3 separate regions of the Mus musculus genome follow, and regions 2 and 3 are each linked to region 1. A link is a loop called in an ENCODE intact Hi-C map of the cell type or tissue named here. Cell type or tissue: left cerebral cortex. All regions are shown on one strand.

Region 1 (8,000 bases):
CCTTACTCAGTAGTTCTTTAGAGTATGTTCTGGATTGCATGGTAATTCTACCTGGATTTGCTCATTCTTTTGTGGCGCTGCATGCCTGTCTTCCTGGTGGCAATTTTGTTTACTTATTTTATATATAGGAAGGCTCTATCTCATGTACACCTGTGTGCTGGAAGCAAGCATTAGATCCCATTACAGATGGTCATGAGTCACCATGTGGTTGCTGGGAATTGAACTCCGGACCTCTGGAAGAGCAGTCCATGCTCTTAACCACTCAGCCATCTCTCCAGTCTATCAGCAGCGCACAAGAGGCCCAGCTTTTTCCAAACACTCCCCCCTGCCCCTTACTTACTGCTTCTTCTATTGTTCTTGACCACGCCATCTCAATGGTGTCAGGAGTGACTCACTGTAGCTTTTATTTGCTTTTCCCCAATGATTAATGACAGGAAAAAGACCTCTGCTGTTTAAACTCTGCTGAATTTTACAAGGGGGTTAGTGCTTTTCTCTTGCTGTTGTGAATCAAGTGGGAGGGAAATCTCACTTAGTCCTAAGCTTGCTCCAGCCCAGCTATCAGCCTAACAGTATTTGTTGAGGTCTGTCTGTGAGCTTGGGGCTGGCCTGGCACTTTACTTACTAGGGTCTTGTCTTACTAGGGTCTCATAGCCCTGGGAGTTACAAGTCATCCTTCCTGTTTGCCGATGGGGAGGTTGAGGAGGTGTAAACAGACAGGTACTTCCCTGTGATGACGTTGCTGAGATGACATGACATTTGCAGAGAGTCTGACTCCAGACTTTGTGTTCAGCCATCAATCTGTGCCTAACAGGGCATGAGATTGGGCAAGTACCTTGGTCTTCTTATCCACAGGTGGCATGAGAACAGCCACAGTCTCAGAGGCTTGTCTGAGGGAGGTATCTCATGGACAGTATCTGTATTGTTGTGATTTTTCTACCAGGTAAACTGATAACAGCTAAACTCTCCCTTAAATCTCATTAAGTCTCAGGTTCAACTTTAATCTTGGTGTTGCCCAAACTCCATCCATGTTTTTTCTTACCCTGAACCTCTTTTAGCTCCTGCTCACATGTTCAGCCTCATTCCCGACCAGTCACCTCTCTCTTTTGGTGCTGGGGAGATGGCTCAGGGGTAGAGCACTTATTGAGCAAGCATAAAAACCTGAGTTTAGATCTCTAATCATCATATATAAAACTGAGTGCCGTGGCTCATATCTGTCAGCTTTCCACTGAGGCAGGGGACATGAGACAGACAGGTCCTAGTGGTTTGCTAGCCAGCCAGTTTAGCAAGTATGTGAGCTTCAGATTCAGTGAGAGAACCGGTCTCAAAAAATAATGGAGAGAGGAACAGAAGAAAAAAAAAACATGTGGACCTCTGGACTCCAATGTTCACACAGGCAAGAGCACTCTCACACATCTAGACATACAGGGAGACACCACACATGTCATAGTTAGAGTGTGTCCACTTGACTCAAAACCTAGACACCTGGGAAGAGAGAATCTCACCTGAAGAATTACCTCCATCAGATTGGCCTGTGCACATGGCTGTAGCACAGTTTCTTAACAGCTAATGGATAAAGAGGACCCAGCCCACTGTGGGCAGTGCCATTCCCTAGTCAGATGGGCCTTGGTTGCATCAGAAAGGCAAGGCAGGGGAGCTAGCCAGTGACCAGTGTTCCTTCATGGCTCTGCTTCAGTCTGCCCTGACTTCTCTCAGTGATGGTTAACCTGTGAGTTGGAAGATGAAACAAATCCCTTCCACTCCAATTTGGTTTTGGTCATGGTGTTTTATCATAGAAACAGAAAACTACTTAGAGCAACATACAAAAATCAAAGGGAGGGGGAGGTCGGCGAGGAAGCTCCGAGGGTAAAGATGCTTGTTGACAAGACTGATGACCTGCGTTTGACCTCTGGAAATCCTGTGGTGGAAGTAGAGAATTCTCTGAAGCTGTCCTCTGCCCTCCATACACGGGTTGTGACACGCCTGCACTAGTGTACATATGCACAGAAGCCAATGAACATTGAGCCAACAAGAGCAGCTCTGGGAGGCAACGCCCTCCCAACCTTAAGCTTTCAGTTTACCAAGCCAATACCCTTAACATCATTCCTGTACATCCCAGTTTAACCCTTAACACCACCGGCCAACTGGACTTCGGGCTCTTCCCGTTCTGGCATAATACTTAGCCTGTGAGAGAGGTTTATTATCCCACCTTCTCTTATGGGGTCTGCCTTAGGGTTTTACTGCTGTGAACAGACACCATGACTAAGGCAACTCTTATAAAGGACATTTAATTGGGGCTGGCTTACAGGTTCAGAGGTTCAGTGCATTATCATCATGGTGGGAGCATGGCAGCAATCAGGCAGGCATGGTGCAGGAGGAGCTGAGAGTTCTACATCTTCATCTGAAGGCTGCTAGCAGAATATTGGCTTCTAAGCAGCTAGGAGGAGTGTTTTATAGTCCATAGCCCACACCCACAGTGACACACCTACTCCAACAAGGCCACACCCGCTCCACACCTTCTAATATTGCCACTCCCTAGGCTGGGCATATACACACCATCACAAAGGCCTTCTCAGGTTTTCTCTGAAATAAACCTGTTCTTATTGTGCAGCCAACTCCTCAGTTTTCTTCTTTAAAATGTTCTCTCTCCCTCCCTCCCTCCTTTCCTTCCCTTCCTTCCTCCCTCCCTTTCTTTCTTTCTTTCTTTCTTTCTTTCTTCCTTCCTTCCTTCCTTCCTTCCTTCCTTCCTTCCTTTCTTTCTTTCTTTCTTTCTTTCTTTCTTTCTTTCTTTCTTTCTTTCTTTCTTTCTTTCTTTCTTTCTTTCTTTCTTTCTTTCTTTCTTCCCTCTTGTTGCTCTTGCAGACAACATGAGTCTGGTTCCCTGCAGTCATCAGGGATGGCTCATAACCTGAAACTCCAGCTCCAGAGGATCTGGCGCCCTCTTCTGTCCACTGTAGGCACCTGCATTCACACACACACAAAATATATCTTAACAGAAAAGGAGAAAAAGATCTTCTTTAGGGAAAGGCTATACCTAGACAGTTGCCCTATTTCATAGCCATCTGTGGTTTGCTGATTGGCACACAGTCTCCATGGTGCCCCCTGCAGGCTGGTGTAAGCATGCACTGAGGGCGCCCTCTGCAGGCTGGTGTGGTAGTGAACTGCTTCTCAGCACCATGGTTATCTCCATCATCATCATCATCTCCATCTCCATCATCATCATCTACTAAGTGTCTGTTTATAGGACTAGACTCAGACCTGAGGGATGCAGACTGCCTCTACATGGGTGTGTGCACATTCCCATGCATTCACATATTCAACACACACACACACACACACACACACACACACACCAGGCTCAAAGCTTCCTAGGAGCCAGATTGACTTCACTTGTTTAAAAACTTCCAGCTGCCTGCAGAGACTTGCAGAGCGTTTCTGAGTGATGCTTCTGTGATAGGCAAGACTGGATGCTTGACCAATGTGCCCTTGCTAGTGACAAACCAGCCTCTAGGCGGACTTCTCTGCTTTTCTGTCTCACAGAGGCATTTGGGAGTAGAGTATTGCCCTTGATTTAGGTCTGCAGAAGCCAGGGATAGAGCTTAGACTCCAGCTTTAGCTCTCACTGTTCCAGATCCCTGGTCCAGAAGGCATTTTGCAAACTCAAGTGCTGCAGAGCACAGAACAGCCCTGCTGGAGCTGATGGAGTGCTGTGTTCCACACGGCAGGATCATACAGGAAGGAGCACGTTCTGGAGGGGCATCTCTTCAAGCTTGAATGAGCTCCTGGTCCTTCCGAGATTCTGACGTCTGTAAAGCTGGCAGGCTGCACTTCTCCCAGTCCCTAGACTGAAGACAATCAGGCCAGGGAGGCTGAAGCCTGCTTTTTGTTGCCTTTTCAGCAGCAGCTTCGGGGAGGGAACTGAGCTCTTTTCTAGGACACAGTTGGATGGAGAAGGTTCAGAGAGGATCTCTCTGAGGTGCAGTCTGTATGCTTGTGTTCGTAGGGATGCTCATCACAAGAACAACACCCATGAAGGCTTGTGGTCCTCGTACAAGCAAACCATGCCTAGAGGAAGCTGGCTTAAGTAGAATCCCCATGCAGGGAGAGCCTCATGGGATGACAGGAGGCTATGTGGTCCAAGCAACAGGGAGAGACCCTGAAGCTTCTCTTCCATCATCTCCATCTTTCCTGTGGCCAAGTTTTATTTCCTTAAAGGGAGCACTGTTTACAATCTTCTCGTGCCCAGAAGTCTTCCTGGGATGCCCCTATCCACAGATGTTCTTCAGTGTAATTGGTGTCCAAGGCTGCCATGACTAACCCCCTCTGTGCTGCTTTCTTGTCTTCCCATCTCACGTTGTCCACCTTCCCCCCACTTTATAAAGAGATGTAACTGTTACTGTGCACCAGCTAGCTGTCATCTATAACAATGTAAATTCTATAGTCAACTGTGTTTCTAACATCCCTATACTGGTCCATATACAACAGGAAGTTAGAGGCTAGGTGCAGTATAAAGAAATGAGGTTGGTTTGGTTCATAGTTTGGAAAGTGAAAGGTCCAAGGTCAGGTGGCCCCCTGTGACGTCTAGTGAGGACATTGTGATGAGCAGCATTACAATAGTGGAAGTCCGCAGAACAGATTGTTGATGAGATGGGCATCCAGGAAGACTTGGGATGAACATCATGCTTTTGTATAGGATAAGTTGCCCTGGAGAGAACTAACCAGGTTGGAGCACTACATCAATCTCTCCTGCAGGTGGCGCCCTTCCGCGCGACTCACTCTTATGGACACTGCCTTGTTGGGAGTCATGCTTCCAGCTCACAGACCTATCCAAGCCACAGTGAGCCCAGCACATCTTCAGCGCATTAATTTTCTCCTTTCAGTGAGAAAACAGGAGCTAAGAGATGGTGCCTAGGGTCACAGCACAGGAGCATGCTTTGCTGAGATGTGAACTCAAACATCTCTGGCGGCCTCTGAGAAGAAACAAAGCTTCCTTTGAGGACAGGCGTGGGAGTCTTCCTGATATCATATCTCCCTCCCTCCGCTGACCAGTGGTTTCAGAGCCTGCTCTCTATTCTCAGTCAGGAGCGTGTTTAGCCAATAAAAATCAGATTGCATTCCTCACCCCCATTCTCCCATTGCTTAAATGTCCCAGTGACTTCCTGCTGCACGTAGGATAAAGTCACCAAGATTCTTAGAGCAGATTCTTAGGGATTAGCAGAATCTGGTTTCAGAGACCTGCTGACCTCATCTAGTTCCCTCCTCTGTCACACCTTCCTACACCCGCTCTGGCTTCTCTCTGTTTCATGAAATGGATCCCTTTATACATGCTGTTCACTGCTCGGAAATGCTTTTCCTGTCTTTAAAGCTTTAGTCTTCTCCTTCTGCAGACTTTCCTAATGCAGCCTCCGTCACCTCCCACACGCATTTTCTTCAGAGCTCTTGGCATTGCCGCCATCTCTTCATATATGACTCTCCAGCAAAATGTACCTACATGAAGATGGTCAGGCATCTCCCTTGCTATTATCCCCAGTTCAGCCCAGTCCCACAGGCCCTAGAAAAGAACCTTGAATAAATGGGCACTGCCTTTCCTGTGAGGAGAACAGGGGGTCTTCTCAGAGTGGTCAGCCACGGCAGCTGATTGGTAGATATTTACCAAATGAGTGGATAAATACAGATGTGGACAGGTAACGATCATATTGTTAGCAAAAAACATTTTGAGTTACATTTCAGTTCAATGAACACAGACTCCAAAGGCCACTGAGAGGCTAAACCTGGTGGCCAGTGTCTCCTTTACAGAAGTGGGAGACACTGCAGCAAAATGTAACTGTTTAATGGTGAGCATCACCTGCCATTGAGTGGCTCTTCTGCAGACAAGATGGCCACCTCTCCAGGTGGTCCGTGAAACAGTCCCCCAAGGAGCAACTGTTACTGTTTTGTAATTGTTCCTCAGTGCCTCCCACTCTAGACATTCCCAGGACAACCTAACTCTGTGGTTGCCTTATGGGCTATGCGTACTATGGTTCAGCCTTGTCTACTCAGCTACACTGCAGAAGAGCATGGTTTAAAAGTGCAGGTGGCTCTGGGAGCCCATTCATTCATTCACTTGAGCCATTTATTCATCATTCACTTGACAACATAATACTTGAGAACTTAATACCCGTCAAGTACTGAACAAGATGCTTGGGAGAGAGAAACAAGCACAACAGGTAGGGATTTTTTTTCTTTCATATTCTAACAGGGAAGGCAGTCAATTAGTAACAAGTGACAAACAGGGGACATGTCTCACCCATAGAGAGTCACCATTAGAGACAAAATAAAAGTGGACAAGGCATGCTGTAGGTGGCCAGGGTGACACTGAACCCCAGCATGTGTCTCTGAGCCAGATGGCCAATTCATGACCCTCAGTAATATGAAACCTTGGCCACAGCTCTTTAAGACTGCTGTTCAATAGGTTCGCCTCCTGAGAATCTGCTATTGGAAAGAGGAAGAGGATGGGTGGTAGCTGAGCAAGCAGGCATTGAAGATTCAGGAGATCCCCAAGTAGGAGTAGTATCATAGGGAAGAGAGACTGGGAGGTGGTGTTGGGCTCTGGCCCAAGAGTTCTGGCAGCAGACAGCCTGACCCTGAGACAGCCCAGCTCTGGAAGTGTGGGTGGATATCCTGAGGAAGGAAAGGGACTGTTGAAGAAACCGTGGTCCTGGGTCTGTCTCATGTTACCCTGCTAAGAGCTGGGTGGACACTGTGCAAGCGTGCTGTTGCTGTTGCTGGAGACTTGTTGGGGTAATCTTCTTATGCATGGTGTAAAGGTTATCTTGGTATCATTCAGATGTTGATTTCTGTACCAGCAGAGAGCTGAGTACTATCTGGACTTTGTACTGTTATTCTTATGAAACATCACCTGCCTTAGTATTTTGTAAACATTCTTCTGACTGGTTTAATAGAGAGCTGAATGTGTATAGCAGGGCAGAAGATGAAAGGTGGGAAATCTGGGCAGAGGTAGATACTCCTGGAAAGAAATCAGGCATGGGGGAGTCACAAGCCAGACACAGAGGAAGGAACAGGTGCCAGGACTGAAGGAGAGGTAATGGGCCACGTGGCAGATGGTAGATTAGAATAAACAGGCTAATTAAGTTATACGAGCTACTTGGGAAACAGCATACACTATAAGGCCTAGCATTCATAAGCAAATGTAAGACTCTGTGTGTCATTATTTGAGAGCTGGTGAGTAGACAGAGACAGTCTAGTGGTATTTGGTGCCCACTGTGGGCTCGAATCCATGACCCTGAGACTAAGAGTCTCAATTGATGTGTTAAGTTCAGTGAATGACACAGAGACAGGGATGTAGATGGAGCTTGGGTTGATGATCATGCTGGGTGACTGTGATGTCCAGGTCTTGGTCATCAGTGTCCTCCTCACCCACGTGGACGGGCAGCCTTGCCTACTACTGACTCAGCCTCAGGGAAGCAGGCCTCAGAATGCTTGGTCCAACCAAACTAGAATCTCAAGCGTGGCAAAGTCAAAGACTAGCAGAGGACTTAGGCTGCCTTCCTAGCACAGGACCATCAGACCAGCAGAGGACTTAGGCTGCCTTCCTAGCACAGGACCATCAGACCAGCAGAGGACTTAGGCTGCCTTCCTAGCACAGGACCATCAGACCAGCAGAGGACTTAGGCTGCCTTCCTAGCACAGGACCATCAGACCGGCAGAGGACTTAGACTGCCCTCCCATCACATGACCATTAGGCCATCACCTTCCCGTCTGTGCTCTGTGGAGCTGAACTTCTTCCTCATGTTTGATTGCTCTGCAGCAGCATCTCACTGAACAGTTCCAGCTGAGGAAGCTGAGCTTTATACTCTTGTTGGCCAGCACCCACCCTTGCCAAAAATATCATGATGGTTTGATCTGGTTCTAACCCATGCCTCTTAGAAATATGGAACCTGGGTCTAGTTCTTTGAGCCTATTGCTCACATGGAGTAGAAAATTATTTAAATCCTGGCCCAGAG
Region 2 (8,000 bases), 60 kb before region 1:
GAAAACAATACAGACTTAAGAACAACAGAAATCTAGCTCTGTAGAGACCTGGGGGCAAATAGTGAGTCACTTGGAGTCTTGTTCGTTCGGTGACAGCACAGGGACATATATTTTCCAGTTGTCATCGTGGGTCACTAGTCCCATAGCTCTCGTGACTTAAGTGTCTGGAATACAACTGGGGCACTTTAGGCCTCAGGAGACTGGGATGCAGTGGCTCTGTGTCCTCCTCCTGCCTGCCCCTTGCATTTGCCTTTTCTACTCAAGGCAGGCATGGAAGCGAGGATTTCCCTCTCCCAAGGGAAGTCATGGAAGCTAAAAATAGGTTCTAATCTTTTCCACCTCGGACCCCCTGGCTATAAAGAAATTAAATTATCTGACCCACTTTGATAATAGATTATAAAATTCCATTTTGGAAGAGTTCCTACCCCATACTCTGAAATAAACTCAGAGGCCAAAAAAAAAAAAAGAGCCTGGCTAAGCAGGCCTGGCTGGCTTCCTCACTGCCTATTAGCATTTGATCTGACCCCTTTTATTTAGTCACAGGTCAACACAGCTGTCAATTGTGCCTCTGCAATGAAATTGCTGAGAACTCCAGGGGTCTGGAGAGCTTGCTGAGCACAGAAATTCCTGCAAGGCAGCATCCACAGAGACTGTGGAAGCACAGTGCCTCTCCTACAACCTGCCTGTGTATCCATCCCTTCACCTGTATCCTTTACTGCATCCTTGGCGAGGACCCTGAAAGCCTGTTTTCCTTGATCATGTGAGCAACTTAATAGTTCAAGAGAGGGGCCTGCAGACCATGCTTGACAGCTAGCTGTAGGAAGGGCAGGCAGAACAGCTGGTTTGCACCTGGCTGAGGCATTGAGGGATGGCCTGAAAGACAGCCTAGGGGACCCAACACACCGCTAGGTGTGCAGTGTCAGAACAGAATTGCCCTGACAGACAATTTCCACTCCATAAGGGAGTGCTGCCTGCTGTGGGAAAAAACCATCACATCTTTTACTGTCACAGAAGTCACCTTGAAAGAGTCAGAGCACAGGATACTGAGATGACATCAGAGTAATCCTTCCTTCCTTCCAGGTCATCAAAGCTAATGGCTTTTAGATTGCATAATTATGGAGGTTTGTTGGCTACCACCAGCCTCCTGACTAATGGTGACCTGACCTGGAGGATGCCGGAAACACTGTCTTCCGGTATTCTTGGAAGCAGGGACTATCCCTAGATTGCACAGTTAGCGTCTGCTTGACTAATGCTGATCTCATGATTCACATGAATAATAGTAATGTAACTTGAAGGATACTGGAAGCACTGTCCTCCCACAGCTATGTGGACTTAACTGGCCACTGGGCTATCACAGACCTTGGAAGCACAGTGAATCTCCCACAACCTGCCTGTGCATCCATCCCTTCACCGGTATCCTCTACTGTATCCTTGACAATGGTCCTGAAAGCATGAAGGCCCCTAACAAAATGATGAGCTACTGGGAACCCTTGGAGAGAGGGGCTGCTCACCCCGTGCTTTCCCTGCATGGTGTGATGGTTGCTCAGCAGCAGGGATGGAAACCTGTATTTTCTGGAGCACATGTTGTGTGCCACATTCAGGTTTAGGTGCCCTTCCTATCATTTACTCTTTTGAGAGTTCCCTGACAGTCTTCTGTGTCCTGTAGAAGACAAAACTAATGTGCTGTGTAGAGTCCTGGTGGCATCCAGGTTCCCTGTCTTAATCATCTCACCGTGGGTGGATGTGGCCAGTGGCCCTAGGATGACAGGTGGGTTGAGAGACAGGCAGATGCCCATCTTCTCTGAAGAGTTTCTTCTAATTTGTTTTTGATAGTCAGTCTCTATGGGACTCCTCTCTCAGATCTGCAGCTTTCTTGGGGATTCCCAAGGAAAATTAACACAGAAAATTCTCAAAGGAGCGCTCGACTCTGTCCATAAGTATTTGAAAACCAGCACTGTTTATGGGAGCAGGCCTCAAACAACGGCAACACCCAGTCCAGCAGGCTCCTGAGACAGTGGCCATGAGCCCTCAGTGGCTCTGGGGGTGATATAGTTCAGGGTACGGGAAAGGTGGTCCAGGTCCTTACCTGACTCATTCTTCTCAATGATGTCCACTACTTGGCCCACACTGAGGCTGATCTCTGAGCTCTCCTGCTTCTGATAGTCTGCCACTACCACATACTGCTCCAGGACCATAGGGTCCACTGAGGTCGGGTCATTCCCTGAGGACAGCAAATGCCACCAAACATCCCATTAGCCCCAACAGTCTTTGTTACAGGATTTGTCTCATGCCCCAACTCTTTATCCTTGTATCCTCTCATTCATTTTCTTACTCAGGCACTAATGTTTACCAAGAGCACTGGGGGGGGTGGGGTACCAAGAGGTTCCAAGTAAGTAAGATGAGGCGTATGCCCAGAAGCTGGCTGCCTTTGGGGAGCTCAAGGGGATGGTTTAAATTAGCTTGAGGTCACCACCCAGCCTGTCTCATCCATCCAACTTCATCCTAAGCCCACCTACGAACTCATAGGTCAACCGTGATGCTCTACATACTTTTGTTGACACAAAAATAGATGAAATGGATTCCTTCCAGCTTCAAATAACTCAAGGAAATGGGGGAGATAAACAATGAGAGATATGTGTATACATACATACGAACAAGAGATCAAATTATATTAGCATGGATACCCAGGATGGCAGAGAATGAACAGGAAAGGCAACACTGTACTAAATGAGTGGTCAGCAAGACTTCCTAAGCAGAAAGCAGAGACCCATGAGGGAAGGTGTCCTGGGAGTCAAGGAGGATTGGGCTCCTCTATGATAGAGAAGGCCTGGGAGCCTTCAGGAGTAGAATGAGGTTGGGAGGCAGAGTTCTGCCAGGTAGTAGGCAAGGTAGTGAGAGAAGTCCCCAAGGAAAGCATTGGTCTGAGGCCGAGGACTTGGTAAGTTTGGATTTTTAAATCTTGAATTAAGGCAGGGAATGGCAGGATGTACAGCTGGACAAGTGTCTCTGGCTGTCATGTGCAGAGAGGCAGAGGCTGGTAAGGGGGAGAGCACCCAGACTGAGGGTGTGAAGTCGTTAGGCAAGAGGAAATCGTGGCATTGGAGCTGGGCAGTGGTCCCAGGAGGGGAAAGTGTGGGAAGAGTTTCCAGGCAGCCTGCTTCCCTGGTGAGCAGTGTGTGCGTCACACCCTGGAGCTGTGAAGCCCTGCTGCCCACTAAGACAGATGGGCATGCTCACAAAGACACTCCACAGAAGACTTAAAAGGAACATCTCCGTTCAGAGACGTCAAAGAGAAGGAGGCAGCGTGACGTGTGTGTGTGTGTGTGTGTGTGTGTGTGTGTGTGTGTGTGTGTGCCTGCTTCTTGGCTCTGTGAGCAGGTTCTGGTCATTGACCCTTCTAAGAAGGCATATGATCAGGGTATACCCTAACCACCTGCACCCGAGTCTCCACTGGGCAGGATGAGGGGAGAGGAGAGATGCAGGATGTAGGTGGCAAAGAAGGCTAGACGGGAGAGAGCCTGGAAAAGAATGTCCTTCACCCCCATGGGCTGCAAACCATTGCAAACCTTTCTGGTATCATTGTGCTTGAGGTGGGCACTGCCTGTTACAGATATAAACACACTGAAGATAGTAAGTGACGTGTCCACGGGCTCCCCACCCGGGCTTGGAAATGGATGGCGGACCATAGATAGATAGGGAAGAAGGTAATGTCTGAGGTCATCCGGCTTTCTTTCCTTAGCAGTTTCTAGGTCCACCACAGAATCTAGTCACGATGTGTCCTTTCTTTATATTTCTCAGAGTCTATTATCACTCTTTCTAGCTCTCTGTCTTTAACTACCTTCTCACAGTTCAACAGTCCACCAAAGCCAGACAGCTACATAGGCTGGTGGTCTGACCCTACTGGAGAGAACTTCCCACCAGGTTAACCAGGCAAGTTCTGCTACTGTAGGACCCGATAATGCAAGGGGTCAACAAGTCTAAGGTGCTGGCTCTCTGGAGTTCTTAGCCACTGCAAATAAGGATTCTTTTATGTTCAACAGCACAAACCAGAGTCCACACGGAGTAGAGCCTGCTTGAGGGCCAGAAAACCCTCATGCTAATGGGAGCCACCTTGTCTTGATTTCCTGATTGGTCTTTGATGCCAGCCTCAATCCACCATATTGTTCACGAGTCTTCAGGTAGACAATCACTTGGTTCGATCATCCTCCACAGGCAATGCTCTGCTATTGTGGCTCTCACCTCACATAAGAAATGCCCAGTGCCTGCAAAGCTCTGCTTGATCTGCCTGGTAACCAGTGAGAACACATCCCCACACCCCACTCCAGAGGGCAGAAGGGAAACTTATCTCCTGTTCTTATTATTCTACACTAACAAGACTGCTGATCTGAGGCTGGCTACATTGAACATTTGGGAAAACACCTTTCCACTTGGGAATAGTATGAGATTTAGAATCAGTTTGTGGGTCTAAACAGAGGTATGTACAACTGCTTGATGTTCTTATGGAAAGAGGCTTGCCCTGCTTCACCTGTTCATTTCTCCTGGCCTCAATGGGAATGTGATGGCTGGTGCTCCAGCAGCCATCTTGGACCAGAAGGTAACCTTGAGAACACTGGCCCGTATGGCAAAGCTGTAAGGTAGGCCCCTGATCCTTTACCATCAAATGCTACGCCAAGCTCAGCTATCTTTTGTGTTTGAACTAATAAACACTATTGAATCGTTTCAGCTATAATCCTTTAGAAGTTTCTGTCACCAGCAGCCAAATCTACCTCACGTTTGTATGCCTTACCTAGCCATGTTGAGCCAGCAGCCTTAGCGCTCCCTATTTCTCAGAGCTTGAAGCACATGCTGTTCTCTTTTCGAGAGACAGTCTTCACCAGCCGTTGGCATCCCTGGATCCTTTCCTCAAGGGCACCTGCGTTGACCCCTCTGACAGCCTGGCATTGCCTCTGCAACTTTTGTTCCTTTCTGGTTTGCTTTTTAATTAAAACTATATTTTAAAGATCAATTTGAGTTGTGTGTAAATGTGTGGGTATGTGCACACACCGGCTGACTCCCATGGAAGTCAGAGGACCACCCAGCGCTAAAGTTACATGCAGCTGTGGGCAGCCTGGTGTGAGTGCTGGAAACTGAGCTTGGTCCTTCAGCAAGAGCACAAGTGCTCTTAACTACTGAGCCATCCCTTTGGCCTCTCCATGTTACTTAAAAAAAAAAAAATCAACTCCATGCATTTCCCTGTCTCCCTGTGTATGTTTCCCTGCTGTGGTTTAGGTATCTGTGTTCTAGCAGGAATCCTCTGGTTTGCAGGCTTCTAAAAAATTAATTAATTAATGTGTATGAGTATTTGCCTATATGTGTGTGAATCAAATGCCTGCCTGATGCTTGCAGGTCAGAAGAGGGCGTCGGATCCCTGGAACTGGTTCTGAGCCACAGTGTGGGTCCTGGGAACTCACCCTGGGTCCTCTACAAGGGCGTCAGGTGATCCCATCTACTCTGAAGTGTTTTTAAAGTGTTTGTGGGTAAGGAGGAAGAAAAGGAGAAAGAGGAAGAGGAGGAGGAAAGGTGAATACTATAATATTATTGTTGGTGACAGACTGCATATGACCTGTAATGTGTGAATTATCTATATATTATTTGGCCCTTTAGAAAAAGTTTGTCAATTCATGATCTAGACCACGAATGGAACCCAATGGAGCTCAATAAAAACCCAAATGGAATATTTTAAAACTTGGATTTAATGACTTCTTGTCTAGGTCCGTGGGGACTAGCACTGCCAAACACACAGTAAATACTGAGTGACAGAATCGGAAACCATGAGATACGAAGCAGAGGGCAGAGTGCTGGCCTTTGGTTACATGAGCAGAGCTCAGCAGAGCACAGGGCTCAGGGCTCGGGTTTGGGGCTTTAGGCTATAGTCCCTTTACTGAGACATGCTTCAGAGGTAAGAGCAGGGAACTGCTTCCAAGTGTTGCTTCCAGGACAAGTTGTGCACATTTTACTCAGAATACCCCACTTATCAACACTGGTGACAAAATGTATGGTTTCAGGTGATTAGACAGGAGGCTTAAATGAGGCTTTAGGGGGCTGGAGAGATGGCTCAGCAGTTAAGAGCACTGAGTGCTCTTCCAGGGATCCTGAGTTCGAATCCCAGAAACCACATGGTGGCTCACAACCATCTGTAATGGGATCCAATGTCCTCCTCTGGTTTGTTTGAAGAGAGCAACAGTGTACTCACATACACAAAATAAATAAATAAATCTAAAAAACAAATAATAATGAGGCTTCAGACCATTAGGTGCGACATAGAGACGCTAGCGGTGGAGTGTGATATTGCAACTAAGCCCCATTATGCATGGTACCAGGAACATCTCTCTCAAGGCAAATAGGTTCTAGATATTGCCACAGAGGCAACCAAAAGATTCCTAGTTGGGCATTAGTAGCTCATGCCTTTAATCCCAACACGTGAGAGGCAGAAGCAGGCATATCTCTGAGTTTGAGGCCACCCTGGTCTACAGAGTGAGTTCCAGGAGAGCCAGGACTACACAGACAAAGCCTCTTTCGAAAAACCACAAAAACAAACAAATGAACAACCCCCTCCTCCCCCAAATCCTCTAGGCTATGTTACATAGCCCACAGGAATGAATAGTAGAAGAGTTATTCTGTCATTAATGCTAAAAAGCATTCTTAAGCCACATAGTTGCCTATTGTACCAGAGAAACTTTTGAGTTAGGTGTTTTCTCTTTCTGATGATATGTCTTGAATTTTTAAAATGTTGACTAAAGCCAAAGTGAGACTTTTCCTTCCATAAGCTCACTAAATTGCCAGGCTTGTTGGAAGATTGTGAAAATAAGCAAAAATCAAGAAGAAATGTTCTTGCAAGCCTTCAGACAACCTTCTTAATTGTGGTGAGATTTTTTTTCCCCCTGTGGGATGAGCAGGATTTGGGACCACATAAGTCAAGTCTGCAGGAGCCAGTTGGCTGTGACTGGGCAGTGCTGGGGACAGACAAGCCTTCTCCCATCCAAGGTTTGGTATTGAAAATGCAGGGGTAAGGTCTGTTTTTAATTTAAATCTCTCTTAAATTCAGTCAAGAAAACCGGCTCTAAAATCAAGGCAGTGTCCACCAGTCAGATAAACAAGGAGCCTATGGAGGGTTCTGACTCTGAATAAAAGAAGGCGCCGAGTTCCAGCCAGTGGGGCTATAAATAAACCTGGCCCCATCACGGCAGGTGAGTGATATCAACCACGGTCACCACAAATTAGAGCCTCTGTTCACTTTCCCAGACAGATCCCTCATCAAGCCTGCTCCAACTGGACACTCTTATTTTCACCAACCAGAGCTGTCTCTTCTCTCTCCCTTCTCCTTCTCCCCAGCTCCTTCCAGGGGAGTCTCTGCATAAGCAAAGCCAGAAACTCCATGACCAGCCCAGAGCGGCAGCTGCTCACTAATCTTTGCTAAGAAAAGAAATGTGTCATTATCCTGGCTGAGAACCAGTTGCAGCTTTAGCAGGATGCCACAGTGTGGCCAGTGACCACTAAACCCCAAAGGAGAGCCAGATGTAGTCAGAGAGCAAAGCAAAGCAGGCTGGGGTGGAGGAAAGAGGGATGAGGTATGGTTTCTATCCTCACTTTCTGCCATGATCAGACTAAACTGACCTAGGCCTGCTCCCAGGAGGAGAGGGAGAGCACAGGCCTGAAGTGTGGACGGAGTGCTAACGGGGACATCTACAGGCTTGAGTCATAGGAGGGATAATTGAACAGCATCAACTAGATAGCACTATTGAAGGGTTTTACATCTATTATTATAGACCCTTTGACAATCCTATAAAGAGCATCTCGTGCATGGTGAGTATGAGGTATGTGTGTGCCTGTGTATATGTGTGTGGTGTGTATGTGTATATATATGTATGTGTGGTATGTGTATGTATGTGGTATATGTGTATGGTATGTGTATAAGTGTGTGTATGTGTGTTATGTGTATGTGTGTGTATGTGTGGTGTGTG
Region 3 (8,000 bases), 250 kb before region 1:
AGAATTAACCAATGGGTCACTGGGATGTGTAGGGTTAAGTGTGCTGACAAGGTGACGGAAGCCAAAGCCACCTGGGATTAAACCCCAGCTCTCACAGACAACCTGGGCAAGTCAAGAGAGCCTCTCTGCACTGTAGTTTGCTTATCTGCAAAGTAGGGATAACAGTTAAGGTGTTCTGTGTGCTCTATAGTGAGTATTCAAAACAGCATCATTACTACCAACAACACCATCATAATCACCATTAGTACCATCACCACCACCATAACCCCATCATTATAATCACTATCATTGCCCAACAGATGGCGCCACCATTACTGACTGCCATCACCAGTGCCACGTCAGGAGCAGAACAATCTGGGCAGCCTCGTCACACCCCCTGCCATTCCTCTACCAGAACATAGCTCTCTGGGAATGATGAGAAGAGCCAAGATGCCCAGAGTGTCTAAAACCTGTAACACGGTGACCTGAGCAGGACACCACAGGACACTGCTCTGCACCAGCTAAGGCAGACGTGGCACAAACCAGCAGTGCAGGCCAGGGTTCTCAGAGTACAAGGTTTCGCCAAGGCATCCTGCATATTGATCAGATTAGTAGCCCTTGAAGGGAGCCATCTGCTCTGCCTATATGGAGCTCAAGGTCCCTGGGAAGAGACAGGAGGGAGGACAGCCGTTCACGGAGGCCCAGTTAAGCAGGGCAGCTCCCTGCAAGGGGCCCAGGGCAGGTAGTTGGTGTGTAAGCAGCCCTGCCAAGGCTGACTGGGCCATGATTTGTGTTTAAGCTCTGAGAGACAAGGACTAGGCAGGGAGGACTGCCGCCTCAACCTACCGCCTCTAGTTGGGGCTGTAGAGAAGGCTTTCCACCCAACTCAGATGCTGAGGTCCCTCAGAGAGCTGGACCCAGAAACCTCCCAGAATGGCCAAACACCGGGCAAACATTCCCTATGCTGCCCCAGGCATTCATGACTCTGCAGAAGGGTGGATCAGAGCTGCCTCATTGTCTACCCCTCCAGGAGGAGGGATGGCTGCTCAGAGCCAGCTCTGCTGAGGGCTCCAAGATGCCAGTGTGGAGGAGGCAGTGTGCAGTGTGCCAACTGGCACCTCTCTTCGGCCAGGATCTCTGCTGTCATGAAACACATGTCCTTTCCAAGGCTGATTTTCTCTCTTTGTGCTGAGAAGCCACTAAGGGGCGATGCTCAGATCAAAGTAAGCTCTCCTCACCTGCCGCCTGCCCCCTTCTCTTTGTTTCTGCGTTCCTCGGTTCCTTTTTCTTCTTAATTATTATTTTAAAAAACTTTATTTCTGTTCTACGAGTACAGGTGTTGTGTGTGCACTATGCACATGCAGTGGCTGTAGAGGCCAGAAGAGGGCAATGGATCCTATGGGACTGGGGTTATAGACAGTTGTGAGCTATCCTGTGAGCGCCAGGAATTGAACCTGCGTCCTCTAGATAAGAGACCAGTGCTCTTAACCACTAAACCATCTCTCCATCCCTGCTTTGGACTTTTTTTTTCCTTTCCTCCACTTATTAAAAGCAGCTTCCAGAGTGGCCAAGTCACTAGAATGAGGACAGGAGCTGTCCCTGACAGCTGTGTGACCTTGTGCTGGAGGCGCCTCTGGTCTTGGCTGTGGCAGCACATAGGGAGCTGTTTGCATGGCAGCTAGAGTCAGAGAGTGGCACCATAAATGGGTGTCCCTTTCAAGGGACGCCTCTAGTATCCCAGCCATGCTGTACCCCTAAGGGTTCCACAGCTTTCAAAATAACACCACACACCTGACCAGTAGCCTGGCCCACCATGATGGACTGAGATCCTCCACAACAAGGAGCCAGAAATGAATCCCTCCTCTACGATCCTTTTACTGGGTGTTGTCTCTGCAGCAAGAAGGGCAAGTACTAGCCATGCTAACGAGGGCTCTGTTTAGAGGGAAGACTGGAATCTGTTTACAGAGTTTGACTCGGGGAGTGGCAGAACCAGTAAGGTAGCCATTATCTGAGTGAATGGCGAGGCAGCTCCGAGAGTGGCCGCATGGAGGTGGTGCATTCTGGGCCTGTTCTGAAGGCAGAGGGAATCGTACTCATGATGAGAGAGGGGTGGAGAATGAGAGAGAGTGCCAGGCTGCCAGGGACGAGATGGGCAGCCATTGCAGAATGCACCTGAGGAGGGGGCTGAGGCTCAAGTGGCTCTGAGCATCCAGAGATATGCAGAGACAAAGGTCTGGGGTCAGGTCAAGTTCAGGGACTGAACTTGAGGCACGAAGCCAGGGGCCCCCACAGGCTGGCTGTGATCATTCCAGCAAACAGAAGGAACAGAGAGCCCAGAGCTCACCACAGTCATCAATTGTGCTAGGTGAACACGGCAGACAGGGAGTGAGCCGTTGGCTGTGGGGGTGGGGGTAGGGGTGAGGGTGGGAGTGGGAGTTGTCAAGAAAGAAGGTGCTAGCCCCGGCATGATGAGTGACAATCCTGAGCTCCCTGCTACCTCCAATCCATGAAAACTGCCGCTGAACTGTTAGTGAGCAGGGTCCGCCACACACAGACTTCCTGGCTACCTACCCGACCAAGGGAGAAACGGAGGCACAGAGGGAACTCCTCACACCCCTCCCTAATTTCAGATCCAGGTTACCAACTGCAGCAGGACACTGGCCAGGGACAATTGTGCAGACGAATGACTGAGCCACCAGCTCTAGTAAGTTTCGGTGGCTTGGCCACACAGGATACAAAAGGACAGGGATTAGCAGATACAGGGCTGAGGTGCCCACAGCCAAGATGTGCCCCAAGCTGCCATTCCAACCAGATGACCTTGGGCAAGGACTTCCCCTTTGAGCCCACTGTCCTCAGGTCTGGCAGACCCCTGTATCCCTCCCACCCTACATTTTAAGAGGTACTGGAGAAGCCCCAGCCCATTTGAGGGCACCTGGGTAAACTGAGGCAGACCTCCTCCCGCCCCCTCTGCCCTGTGCTCTTCCACTGCGCACTGAGAATCCCCTGGCAGACACTGCTTCAGCTAGGAAGTGGAATTCCTGGCTCCTGCCAAGGCTCCGGGTGACAGCTGGTCTCTGCCCTGACCATGTCAGGCAGGCCGGATACCCTGGCACGGGAGGTGCCATTTACAGGAAGCAACCGGTCCCAAGAGGCTTGGGGCCTTTGCACCTTACAGCAGCTCCGTCTCCCAAACAAACACGCCATGCTGAAAGTGGGCCTTGAGGAAGGCCACACATTTGATTTTGAACCAGAAGTGTGGAAGGAAAGTCAGAATCTCCCATGCGATGGATCCACTTCTGTTTTGTTTTTCTTTTTGAGAAAGGGTCTCTCTACATAACAGCTCTGGCTGGCCTGGAACTTGCTAAGCTCCTGGCTGGCCTTAAACTTGCAGTGATCCTCTTGCCTCTATGCAAAACCTTGTGTCTGTCCCAGGTGCTGGACTTAGAGGTGTGAGCCACCACATCTGAGTTCACCGGACACATGGAGCATTCCTCACATTGGGCACCGTACCTCACAGCCGGCTAAGAACTTGACCTTGCCGGTGCCTCTGAGGAACAATGCAACGAATCTCCCTCACCTGCAGCAGCTGTGCAGCACTGGGCCGGGTTTCTGGGTTCTTATCCAAGGCTATCTTCAGAAAGTCTCGGAACTCCACAGACCTGGAGGACAGGCGTAAGTAAGGAGTGAGCCACAGCCCGGGCACCGCACGCCCAGGGCTGGGTGTGTGGAGACAGGGTCCATGGGACAGCCTTCTTATCATGCACACCACTGTCCAGGACACAGACGTCTAAAAGGAACATAAGCAGGATGGGAATGAGCATGGCAGTGTCAGAATCTAAACCTAAGTCCCCATTCCCAGCCTGGCCATGTGGCTGATTGGGCTCTGATCCTATTCAATATGTTCCGGGACATAACGGGATCTCGTCCTGGCTAACTGGCCTTGCTCTCGTGTCTAAGGTTTTGTATAGTTCAGGAGGGCAGTTCAGAAAGGCCTGGAGGTGGCCCTCTCCTCCGTTCCCCCCATCCCCGACTTTAGAGTCCACTGTGCACACGCAGACCCAGCACCACACGTCTCTGGAGTGGCTTCCGACCCTCCAGGATTACACAGCTCTCCTTACCACTTGGAGGGTGTAAGCAGGGTAGGAGGGTCCGACTTGGCAATCTTGAGCAGGACCCGCATGGGGTTGAGCTCGTGGTGTGGGGGCTCGATCTGCGCCATCTCGATCAGCGTGATGCCCAAGGACCAGATGTCAGCCTTGTAGTCATAGGGGGCGTCCTTCATGGTTTCACACAGCACCACCTCAGGGGCCATCCTGAGCCAACCAAGGAACAATAAGGGCTAAGAATTGGGCCCCTGAGGATGCCGCTCGTAGCTTCAGCGTCTCGAACACCACCAGCACCACACTGGAGGTTTGGCAGTATTTGAAGCCATGATTTGAATTACTGGCATCCTATTGTCTTCCTCAAGGGTCTCGGCCCGCTGCAGTTCCTGGAGCCCGCCACAAGGTGGCAGCAGCCATCCAGAACAGAGTCCTGGGGAAGGGGCAGGTGGGTGAGGGCAGAGGGGCGAAGGTTCCAGCAAAAAACAAACAAGGTAGGACAGTGGGGTAGACAGAACAGGACATCACAGAGAGAAAGGGGGATGGGAGAGAAGAGAAAGGAATAACGGGAGGGGTGGGAGAGAAAGAGTTAAGAGTAGTAAGCAAGCAAGGAAGGGGCTGAACACCATGGCCAGTTGTAAAAACAGAACACAAAGTAATCAGGTGTGAAACTGAGTGAGAGCTTGGGCTTGGGGTGCCACCTGGATGCCTGCAGCCTGGATGCCTGCAGCCTGAGCCTGGATGCCTGCAGCCTGGATGCCTGAGGCTGGATTCCTGCAGCCTGAGGCTGGATTCCTGCAGCCTGAGCCTGGATGCCTGGATGCCTGCAACCTGAGCCTGGATGCCTGCAGCCTGGATGCCTGAGGCTGGATGCCTGAGCCTGGATGCCTGCAGCCTGAGGCTGGATGCCTAAGCCTGGATGCCTGCAGCCTGAGCCTGGATGCCTGCAGCCTGAGCCTGGATTCCTGCAGCCTAAGCCTGGATGTCTGAGCCTGAGCCTGGATGCATAAGCCGGAGATTGGATGCCTGAGCCTGAATGGATGCACTGCAGGTGTGGGAAGGTGGGGCCCAGCTCCACACATCTGCAGGCTGAGGCCAAAGCAAGACTTCAGGTGTCTTCCTCTACAAGAGAGCCCTCTTCTCATAGGTGGTTTTTATTTTAAGTTAGAGTTTTGAAAAAGGACAAGACACAACAGGCGTAAGAGAGGCCCAGGGAGATTTCTCATGAGGACAGGAAGTGAATTTACATTGTTCTCATGTACCCCGCCCATAGCCAGCACCCTAAACTCAGTACAAGTGTTAGACGAACCAAGAGCTGAAGCACCTTTTCAGGAATCCGGTTTAGTTTATTAGTGGGGTGCTTTCCACTGTAACCCCAGTTTACAGACGAGGGCGTGGGGAAGCTAAGCCACTTGTGCTAGGCGCAGGAGTACCCAGAAGAGAAGCAGATGCTAGACACACACAGTTTGAGCGGCTGACTAAGGGCTCTGAACTGGCACCGCGTGCCCCACACACAATCCACCCAGAGGCAACTAACCACGGGGTGTTAGGCTTGCTATGTCCCCAGAGGCCCCACGACTCACCAGTAAGGTGTCCCTATGAAGGAGTCTCGCTTTTGCAGAGTTTTCAGATTCTTGGCAGACACACCAAAATCAGCTGCAAGACAAAACCCTAAGATAAAGTCATGGTCGAGGGAGTCTTCCCCACCCACACCCTTTGGGTAAAGTCCTTGGTGTGGTGTGGACTCAGGAACACAATTTCGGGACTCGGGGATGAGGCAAGCATGCTTGGGGACTTTTTGTTTGTTTGTTTGTTTGTGAGACCCTGTCTTAAAAAAAAAAAAAGGGCCAGGCTCATTTGATATAGTAATCTCTTTTTTTTAAAAGATTTTTTTTTGTAGAACATGATTTTAATATTTTCAACTGTTGATATTCAACAAACAGAATAGTTATTTTAAGATATACTTCATTGTTTTTAAAGATTTATTTATTTATTATATATAACTACACTGTAGCTGTCTTCAGACACACAAGAGGACGGCATTAGATTTCATTACAGATGGTTGTGAGCCACCATGTGGTTGCTGGAATTTGAACTCAGGACCTCTGGAAGAGCAGTCAGTGTTCTTACCCGCTGAGCCATCTCTCCAGCGCCCGGCCCAGTAATCTATAAATCCAATTAAGAATCTACAAAATAACACTAAGTACAAACAACTGCAATACTCATCAGTGTGCTGTTCAAATACACAGTGGCAACCAGAATTACATAACTGTCATTTAAAAAATAGACCTTTGTGCCAGGCAGTGGTGGCGCACGCCTTTAATCCCAGCACTTGGGAGGCAGAGACAGGCGGATTTCTGAGTTCGTGGCCAGCCTGGTCTACAGAGTGAGTTCCAGGACAGCCAGAGAAACCCTGGGCTACACAGAGAAACCCTGTCTCGGAAAAAAAAATAAATAAATACACAAACAAACCTTTTTAAAGTTATTATCTGTAATCGCTTGGCTTTGTCTTTTTCTTTTCTTTTTGGTGGCTCCTAATTTCACCTTATCAGATTCCAGTCCCATCCAAGGCATATCCAGAGCTACCAGGTGCTGGCTAGTCTCACGTCAACTTGACACAAGGTAAAGTAGTTGTTGGAAAGGGAGACCTCAACAGAAAGGGAATGCCTCCCTGCAGGCTGCCTGCAGGGGAGTCTGTAGGGCACTTATAAATTATTCACATGCACTACAGACCCTTCTCTATGCACATGACCCATTTCCCCTTCCCTCTTGAAGAAGGCGTGGCTCTTCACGCAGTCCCTGAGCACAGAACCTCGAAGCTGAGCTAAGCAAGTGAGAAGCTGGGGTCTGGTGGGTCACACCTGATTGCTTCCGGTTCTGTTTTTATAATTCGATATGGTGTTCACCCCTTTCCTGCTTACTCACTACTAAACTACAACCTGGTGCCTGTGCTAGGGGTTCACATATAGAGAGGTCAGGGGAGAACTTGTGGGAGTCAGTTTTCTTTGTCCACTATGTGAATTCCAGGAATGGAGCACGGGTGGCCAGGCTTGGCAGCAAGTGCCTTTACCCATGGAGCCAGCCCTACGACCCGACTCCCTCTCCTGAGCCACTCCCTTCTCCCACCTCTCATGCTGATTCCACTCCAAGCCACATTTATAAAATCACACACTCACTGCAGAAGTGGATAGTCCTCACACCCTTGTTATCACTAAATCTACAATCCCCAGTTTGTCCTGGATCGAGGTCCCTAAAAGTCTAGGGGGCTTTTCAAGCGATCGAAGGTCACAGCATGGAGCTGTCTGTCCAGGCACAGGAAACTACACAGAGGACGGTTGGGGGGCCAGGGTGGAATAAACTAGACAGAGAGCCACAAGCACTGTGACACCCAGTGATGGCTTCCTCTCTGTGACACAGGGATGCTGACCCTTGGTCCTTTAGAGCTCAGTTCGGGGCTGTCCTGAGGATCAAATTTACATTTACAAAATGACTCCACTCCCAGCTTAGGCCAGCATGAGTCTCCATACAGAAGACTCCAAACAGGAGCACCTCGCTACTCCCGAGGGCAGGCCTACCCTGAGAACCTGAGGCCTTAAGAGACTGAGGTGAGCAAGCCTCTCCTGGGAGTGGCCATGAATCAGATCCCTAAGCCCCAGAGTGAAGACTGGTCACAGGTACACGTGCATGTGTGTGCATGTGCGTGCGTGTGTGTTGACCAGAGAAAAGGTACAGGACCAGGGCTGCTAGGGGTGAGATTCAGACACAGGGGGAGAGTGGCCCCTCGAGGGCTCCTGGTAAGAATGGGGATTAGGTTTTGCTTCCAGCTAGGTCAGCCTGGATACCTGGGAGTCTGTTTTCCCACAAACACTCACCATGGGCAGGACATGTCTCCTGTCTCCTGGGAAAACACTAGTTGAGACC

What was found. Hi-C counts contacts between places; a loop is a spot of excess contacts. Peaks named below come from ENCODE experiments on the same cell type or tissue, not always from the same donor. Only the 100,000 strongest peaks of a DNase experiment are listed, where the experiment ranks them.
Region 2: a loop joins it to region 1, with 4 times the contacts of the local background. A loop is called at or near these places in 8 of 42 quality-filtered maps.
Region 3: a loop joins it to region 1, with 4 times the contacts of the local background. A loop is called at or near these places in 18 of 42 quality-filtered maps.

Annotation. Positions count from the first base shown.
Region 1 is chr11:32,338,048-32,346,047 of GRCm38, reverse strand. No RefSeq gene overlaps it. Among named protein-coding and RNA genes, the nearest start is that of Sh3pxd2b, 5.8 kb to the left of the region's middle. In left cerebral cortex, CTCF peaks have their summits at 3,032 and 4,742 (motif pointing right); DNase peaks (open chromatin) are centred at 3,693, 4,798, 5,362, 6,561 and 1 more place; H3K27ac peaks cover 2,033 bases.
Region 2 is chr11:32,398,082-32,406,081 of GRCm38, reverse strand. Sh3pxd2b (SH3 and PX domains 2B) reads right to left here. Exons shown (of 13, transcript NM_177364.4): 7 at 2,087-2,221. Among named protein-coding and RNA genes, the nearest start is that of Ubtd2, 53 kb to the left of the region's middle. In left cerebral cortex, no CTCF peak of the experiment used is centred here; DNase peaks (open chromatin) are centred at 3,148 and 7,435; H3K27ac peaks cover 906 bases.
Region 3 is chr11:32,585,048-32,593,047 of GRCm38, reverse strand. It overlaps Stk10 (serine/threonine kinase 10), which reads right to left. Exons shown (of 19, transcript NM_009288.2): 5 at 5,663-5,735; 6 at 4,098-4,292; 7 at 3,557-3,638. Among named protein-coding and RNA genes, the nearest start is that of Fbxw11, 54 kb to the left of the region's middle. In left cerebral cortex, CTCF peaks have their summits at 294 (motif pointing right), 1,373 (motif pointing right) and 4,476 (motif pointing right); DNase peaks (open chromatin) are centred at 353, 1,041, 4,462 and 5,559.